Linked DNA regions of Homo sapiens: region 2 is linked to region 1. Evidence: chromatin contacts called from ENCODE Hi-C or POLR2A ChIA-PET data. All regions are on one chromosome and are shown on one strand. The core of a region is the stretch at or near the end of the contact, and the rest is flanking DNA. Distances in the headings are between cores, read along the strand shown. Region 1 overlaps ARHGEF28 (Rho guanine nucleotide exchange factor 28). Region 2 overlaps ARHGEF28 (Rho guanine nucleotide exchange factor 28).

Region 1 (3,848 bases), core at 917-3,416:
GGCCCAGCAATCTGTGTTTTAATAAAACTTTCAAGCGATTCTGCTGTGTGCTAAAGATTGAGAACCATGGACTTAGTGCAAACATTTTCATGTTCTTCTGTATTCATATATACATATACAAGCTTTAGTAGAAGGATCATATTATGTGGACTTCTGTATCTTTTCCAACTCAGTGATACTTTGTATAAACTCCTATAAGCCATCAGACATAGCTCAAACTCACTCTAATTAATGAATAGGTATGGGTCAAGCTCATTCCCTATTGATGGCCATTCACTTTGTTTCAGTTCTTGGCAATCATGAACAATTATTCACCAGACATCCTGTCCATATGTCCTTATATGTTGATACTTTCATCTCTATGGGATAGATTCCTAGGAGTAGAATTGCTGGATGAAGGGCATACATATTTTAAATTTTAGTGGATTGCTTTGCAAATGAGATCTAATAGTTGACATTTTATTCAGCAACTTTCAGAAATATTTAATGTCTATTTCTTTAGCTTTAATAACTGATAATTATGTAGCTGGGGATTATGTTCTCATTTTCATTGTGCAAAGAAAGGAGGGATGTTAAATTTTGTATGTTGATTAAGTTGGTGAAGGGTTAGAAGTGTCCTTTATTTCTCCCATTTCTCAAATTCTGACTAATATGAGCATCTATTAGTCAGAATTTGACTAATCCGTGGAGATTTTTTTTAACATCTGCAGAGGGTGCATGTGTGAGACTGTGTGTGTGGGCTCTTGCTCCCTTCCACCCTTCTGAGGTGCTGTGCAGACATGTTAATCATAGCCACTGACTGAGAAGAGTGTAATCACTTTTTTCTCTGGAGGCTGCAAATTGTATAACCATTTGGGCAGTGGGAGTTTTTTGCTTCAGTAGCTTGTTTCCAGCTGGATCTAAGATACTTCGCTATTCCCTTAGCATTTTATGTTTATATTATTCTTTTATTCTGAGTCACTGTCTCCTGCTGTGTTTGGTCCCAAGAATGTTGGTTGCTGCTGGGCTCATTGTGGGTGTTGAAGGTATAATCTGATGTCTAGAGGTAGTGGGGGAAACTCTATCCTATTCAGCCTTTTCTAATTTCTGGATGTTGGTATAGCTTCCATGAATACTTGGTGGAGCATGCTCCCCTTGGTCCCAGCCTTCTGCAGGGAGGGCCGGAGGACAGGGCCCAAGTTGTCTGGATGGACTCTTCCCCAGCTCAGGGAAGCAGCTTCTTATTGAGGTAGTAAGTGACTTGGTGGCTTTGTTCTGGGGTCACCCAGCAGGGGCCTTCTTCCGGATCCCTGCAGATTCCCTGTGGCTTTTGGGTCCTGTGGAAGGAAATCCTGTCCTCCAGACACTGCCCTTCTCTCTTGGTGGCCCTCCATCCCCCAGTGGGCTACCTATGACTGGCCTCATGCCCATCAACTCGAAATATTAGTCTATGAGGGCATCTTGGGGACCTTTGCCTGGGCACCCTCACTTTGCTGATGAGGAGATTAGTCTCCAAGAGGGAGATTGACTGGCTTGACTAAGTTAACTCAGCTGGTTTGACACTCTGGATTTTAAAATGCTCTATTAGAAGTCATAAGAATAATTTTTTTTGACTCAGAAAATTTGTTAGTGGCAGATCCCACAATAAGCCTGGGGTTTTCCGACCTTCACTGGTAACGACCTTCCCCACTGCTCTGCCACATCTCCATTTCCTCATTGACCAAGTACTCAAAGGCACCATTTTATCCTTTCCTGTCCTGCAACTGCCTTTGAGCTTTCTGACATGAATGGGGCTCCTTCATGGACCTTAAATTAAAGGGTCTCTCTTTTCTTTTATCTCACTAGAGGATGCTGCTGGTAACTATGTCTAGGCAAGCCCTGACCTTCTGAAGCTCATTTGCTCACAAGAAGCCAGACCTATTAATTGATGGTCATTTGCTCCATTCAGTTCTTCCCAGCTCAAAATAATAGAAATTTTCATTAGCTCAGGTGTCAGAGGGTGGTAGGTAAGGGTGTCTTTCAAAACAGGTTAGTACAGCTAAGTCTAGCTTAGCCAATGGAATCGGGCAGGGCTTTTGCCTGAATGCAACTTCTAGATCACGTGTTTACTTTGTGCAAATTTGTTTTTAGCGAATTATATTAACTTTACTTGTGTCTTTATTTAAAACACAGCAGCATGTGCATCTCAGAGGATTGCCACCTGCTGGGGTGTTTCTGCCATTGTCAGTTAATCTGTGCTCCCTGAAGTTGGTTTTCTTTGCTGGCTTTTGTTTTCTACTAACTTAACTTGACCTTTTCCTATCCTCTCTGAATGGCCTTGCTTTTATCTCTTTGCCTTGTCTCCTGTTTTCCTTCTGAGGGGGCAAACAAATTCCAAAGCAGCAGTTCTAGCCATAGAGCAAAGAGAGGACCATGGTAACTGTTTTACCCAGCCTGGCCAGCAGCCACGAGATGTCAGTTCCTGGGAAGTCTGAAGCTCCTTAGCTGCTGCAGGAGATTGCTTGGTAGTTCTGGCAGGAGCAGAGAGGAAAAGCTTCTCAGACTTTAGCAAAACCTTTGACTTACAAACATTTTACAAATCCTCCATTAGCTTCATCCCATTTCACATTTTGAAAGAAACAGTTCCCTCTTCTCTCAATACAATGCCACTTTATGGTGCCCCCTCCTACTGTCACAACTGAGATGATAAGCTTCTGGGGAAAGGCCCAAAGGTGAATATACAACTACAGAAGACCACAGGAAGAGTCAGCCTAGCACCCAGCTTTGAAGAAATTTCTTAGTGGGTGTGAGTTTCAGGTCCGTGGGTAAGTAAGTGCCAAGTGTGCTTAAAGTCTGATGCTGCCTCACTTCCTGTATTTCAGTGACAGCTCCCACAATTTGGGTGGTGTGCAGCCTGTATTTTTAATAAAGAACTTGAAGTAGCCGATATTTTTGTTCTGTTTGAGTTTTTAAAATGTTTTACCATCTAAGTAAGGATTTTAGGCATGATGGAAATGGGTTAGAGTTTTCTCTGGGAGAAGCCTCAGTAAAAGAAATAACGTGATCCAGGTAAAATGTTTTATTTCCATATTCCAGAAAGGCAGCCCTTATAGAAGATGTGATTTAGCTATACTACCTTCTCAGCAGTTCCTCCTGCTTACACCTGAGGAGGGTGTGCATGTTTTAAATAAGTGTCTCTAGCTCTTGCCTTCTTTTCCTCTCCATATCTTGATGCTGTTACTTTTATCAAAACGGATCTTATGAAGGTCACTAAGTTTGCTCTTGCTTAATCTAAGGTGTTTATTTTCTCAAGTCCCCATTTAGTGCCATGCACTGTAAGAGCAGAGAGTGAGAAACAAGGTCTCACGTCCCTGCTCTCGCAGAATGCACTTGGGAGTAGGAGACAGAAAGTAAGTAGGTAAACGAATAAACAAATAAGAATTTCAGATGGTAGTATGGGTTAGGACAATACAAGGCTATGACATGGCAGAGAATTGTGTGTGTGTGTCATTAGTCTCTCTGGGATCTCCTGGAGAGCAGTCTAGTAGAGGGATCAGAAAGCACGAAGGCCCTGGAGTGGAAATGAACTTTTTGTATTTGAGGGACAACAAAAGGCCAGCATGGCCCTTGCATTGTGAGGGAGGGGAGAGGAGAGGAGACAGGTCAGAGAGGTGGGAGGGGCCAGGTCATGCCCATAGGTTGGTGGGGGAGTTGCATGATTTGATTTATGTTTAAAAAGTGTACTTTCAATGTTCGTGAACTCTGCTGGTTCTTTTTCAAGTTATCTCTTTGTCTATTGTGCTTTCCTCTCCTCTGTTGTGTGGGTGTTCCCCAGGGCCCTCTGCTTTCCCCTCTTTTTCTCGCGAGCTCATCTATTCTTGTTATTTAGA
Region 2 (3,862 bases), core at 223-2,722, 39 kb before region 1:
CAGGAGTGGCCAATGATTATTATCCCCAATTTACAGATGGGGAAACTGAGCTTTCAAGTGGTTGAGTGACCTCTCAGTATCACACAGTTAGAAAACGGGCAGATGGAGGAACCCAAATCTCCTCATTCCTGGACCATTGGTTTTTCAGTGATGCCTCAGGGTGCAAGGGACACATCTTCCATTGTTAAGGGAACTACTTCTTGGAAAGAAAGATGCCGTCAGTGTGTAGTTAATGTGTATCAGGTACTTTACATACATTTGGCATCATCAGCCTAATGGTCTTGTAGCTGTTGGTCAATAGCTCTATTTTACAGATAAGGAAACTGAGGCTTAAGGAGGTTAAACAACTTGCCCAGCGCCACACATCCAGTTAGAGGCAGAGTGAGGGGCCCTGCTCCAAGTGTGCATGACTGTTTCTTGCCTTGGTTCTTCCCACACCTGACACTTGGGCACACTGCAGCTACTTCTACTTCTTGCTTTGCTCAGCGATGTGAGGGGTTGATTTTCAGGTTACATATACAAAATTAAATTATTTTGGAATGAGTTCAAAGCAAGTGTCTTGGCTGAATATTACACCGTATTTTATGGAGGTGTCTGTATATCGAGTATATTGAGTGAATATTAGTAATTTCAAGAAACTAATTAGGAAAAGCAGAAGTTTGATCTCTGGTAGGAGTTTGAGGATATATGCTTATGCTTCTTCTAAGGCTCTCTTAACTTCGGGATGGAGATTCCTGTCCTCAGTGCAGCATGCAAGGTGCCTAGTGAGGAGACCCTTGCTTATGTCTCTCGTCTCAGCTTCTGCCTCCTTGTGTCTTGCACATAGCTACATGGAAGGAATATCAACTCCTGCACAGAGTTTCACATGTTCTCTGTGCTCCATGCATGTGCTGGAAGGTGCTGAAATGTGCCTCCTCTCTATAGCCCCTATCTGTCCTTCCCTTTAGCCTAGCTAACTGTGTTCATCCATCAAAACTAAGCACAACATCCAGTCTCCTCTGGGCTTCCCCTACAGCTCCTTTCCAGCCCTTGGACCAGGTTTGGCATTCCTGCCCTCTGTTCCCCCCCGTCATGGCACTTCTACTCTGTGTTTTCCAGGAAGATAGCACAGAGGTGGAAGTGTATATGTGGTATGCAGGGATACTCAATCGGCCACCCTGGGTAGAATGAGTTTGCATAGAAAAGGTGTATGAAAGAAAGGGGCCTCAGTCATAGAGTGCTTCAGCCATTTTGGGTGCAAACAACATAAATAGACTTTTTGGTGTCTAAATATCACCCTAACTTCTCTCCTTAAGTTAGGGTGCTTAAGTTATTATCTGCTTAAGAGTGGACCCCTGCTTAAGCATCCTAGTCATGTACCAGCCCCTGGCTGCACTGGGGCAGGGAGAGGGACAATGAAATCCCATTGGCTTCTGTAAGGACAATGGGATCCTACTTCCTGTCAGTGCTATTCACAATGGGGGATTTCCCCAGAAGGGAGATCCAGGTGCTAGCAGAAAAAAGGGAAGGATGCCAGACAACCAGAACCCCATAAATGTCTGCTCTGGAGAAACCAGGAAGGAAGCATGGCCTGAGGCACTCGAGGGGCTCTCAACACCAGCCTCAAATGGCAGGTACAGGGAGAGGCCTTTCCTCTCTAGGAGCCACTGAGAGATTGGCAGTAGGGGAGTGGGCTAGGCACCCAGAGCAGCATTTTTAGAAGCTGAATCTTTAGTCGTGGGCCTCATGGCCTGGAGAGAGCTGGGGCTGAAAGTCTGAAAGTGGGGGGACCAGTCAGGAGATTAGTGTCTGTGTGCAGTAAACACGGAACCAGAAATCTGGAATTCACCATGAGTCATTAGCAGATGGGGATTAGAACTCATTGACCTTGGGGAAGTCATCAGACTTTTCTTGCCTCAGGTGAACACAGTGGCATAATTATGCTGGCCCACCCAGTGAAATGCTGCCAGAATGAACTCAGTCATCTCTTTCATCCAGATACAGATTCATCATGGTGTCAGGTTTAGCTCATTGCTTGTTTCTACCCCTTGTGTGTCTGATCATTTTCTAGTTACCACTCCTTTTTTTTCTGAAATGAAAAGTCAAGGCATGTGAAAACCTGACGTTCACAGTAATCTAAGCACATCCTTGCTCTGTCAGGGAGAGATTCTGCCTCCAGATGGTGCATTCATCTGGTCTTTGGCATGTTCTGAGCCAGGATTTAGACAAAATGAAAGGTTGTTTGAATACTAATGTAAAATCTCATTGGGCAAGGAAAACTGTCTATTTGGATTATGAATAGAATCTGTACAGTGGCCTATTCACTTCAATGTTAATTGTCACCATTTAGTGGAGCTGGACAGCATTTAGAAAATGAGGAATAACGCCTTCAACAAAGCTCTTTTCATGGACAGCTTTTACAATGTGCTCAATTCTATGGCTCTTGAACAAAAGTCCATATTTTCTCCTTGGGTTTGTCATGCTCTGAGCTTGCACAACAACTAGGAGTTTGGCCTAACTATGGTTCACAGGTCAACATGTTTAACCTTTATGTGGAGACTTACAAGAGTGACAGCTTCTTGGTAGTTTTTAATGATTTTTGACCTGTTTAATATTGTGTTTTATCTTGAGAAATTATTTCTACATATCCTTACATTGGAACTGTACTTCACAGAGACCTTTAACACATTATCTCCTTTTATCTGCATAGGCCCATGCAAGAGAACTCCTGGTATCTTAGTCTAATTTCCAGTGGGGTTTGTAAGAAGAGGGTTAAAATTGCTCTGTCCTTAACACTAAGAATAGAATTTCATTGTCCCTTTATTTGAGTAGCTCATAGTATTTTATACACACTAATTCATTAACCCTCAACAAAGTTCTGTGTGTAGGCAGTGGAAAATATTCTTTTCCCTGTGGCAGTATTTACACATTGAGAAACCAAGTCACGAGGCACAGCAGGGTTGGGCTGGTCCACAGGGAGCCAGGGGTAATTTGGGCCGCCCAGTTCTTAGTCTAGCCCTCTTCCTTGACCATTAGAAAACCTGAACATGTTTTTCTTTGGAAAATAATCATGATTTCCAAAGAAAATAGCCCTGAAGGCCAAATTCTACCCGGAGAACTGAACTGTAAAAGGGAAGAGTTTGGGGGCGGTTTTCTCACAAAATGGTTGATGTGGTTTCATTTTCTTATGTTGTCACTAAGTGTTTTGTCTGCTGTAGCCAGGAACCAGATGGTCAACATGGCAGTATGTTTTTGTTTCTAAGAACCAGTTTTTGAATGTCCCCATCTTGTTTTGCTGCTGATACCTTTCCAAGTGTCAGATGAGCAAGGCAGCACCTGCTGTTCCAGCTCAGGCTCTGCAATAGGTGCCGAAAAGCCTCCCTTCTTCCCTTCTCAGATTTCAACATCCTTAAGGGCGAGAATGGTCTCTAATCTTCCTCCTTTTTACCTCTTTTCTTGTTCCTACGTGTGCTTTGGCAAGAGAGTACCTCAGTAAAGGATTTGGTGGGCAGAATAAAGCCCAGATCTGTATATCTTGGTATCCAGGAGGCAGCTCGCCACATGTGGACACCTCAAACTTACTGAGTTACTGATTTCCATCCAAAACAGAATTCCTGGTTTCCTTTCCCAAATCTGTACCATCTGTGTCATTCCCTATCTCTGCTAGTGGCAATTTCATTATTTTCTCAGACGTCAAACTTGGGAGATTTTTGTCTCTCTTTCTTTCATATCCCACTGCCAAATTGTCAGGAAATCCTATTGGCTCTCCCTTCAGAATATAGCCAGTTACTTCTCACCAGCACTTTGCTACCCTCAAATCTCAGACACCATCATCTCTTCCCTAGATTATGGCAACTGCATCTAAGCACATCCTCCTGCATCT

What was found. Hi-C counts contacts between places; a loop is a spot of excess contacts on that map. ChIA-PET counts read pairs that join two places held with the same protein, here RNA polymerase II (POLR2A). Pooled maps may share reads with other maps.
Region 2: a loop to region 1 is called in a map of GM12878, with 2.4 times the contacts of the local background. The contact joins two enhancer-like sites. A Hi-C loop is called at or near these places in 5 of 168 maps with a recorded cell type or tissue (CD8-positive, alpha-beta T cell, GM12878, PC-9 and 2 more), 21 of 37 single-sample maps with no recorded cell type and 10 of 50 pooled maps. POLR2A ChIA-PET finds 5 or more read pairs at or near these places in 7 of 52 experiments (A549, GM12878, H1 and 4 more).

What each region holds. Positions count from the first base shown.
Region 1 is chr5:73,691,550-73,695,397 of GRCh38, forward strand. All of the region lies in intron 2 of ARHGEF28 (Rho guanine nucleotide exchange factor 28), which reads left to right. Among named protein-coding and RNA genes, the nearest start is that of ARHGEF28, 67 kb to the left of the region's middle. RefSeq lists an enhancer at 1,933-2,557. Within about 2 kb of position 2,167, at least 7 of the 41 ENCODE cell types and tissues checked have a DNase peak (open chromatin) inside an H3K27ac peak, as active enhancers do.
Region 2 is chr5:73,652,764-73,656,625 of GRCh38, forward strand. The region is part of intron 1 of ARHGEF28 (Rho guanine nucleotide exchange factor 28); the gene reads left to right. Among named protein-coding and RNA genes, the nearest start is that of ARHGEF28, 28 kb to the left of the region's middle. Within about 2 kb of position 1,473, at least 6 of the 41 ENCODE cell types and tissues checked have a DNase peak (open chromatin) inside an H3K27ac peak, as active enhancers do.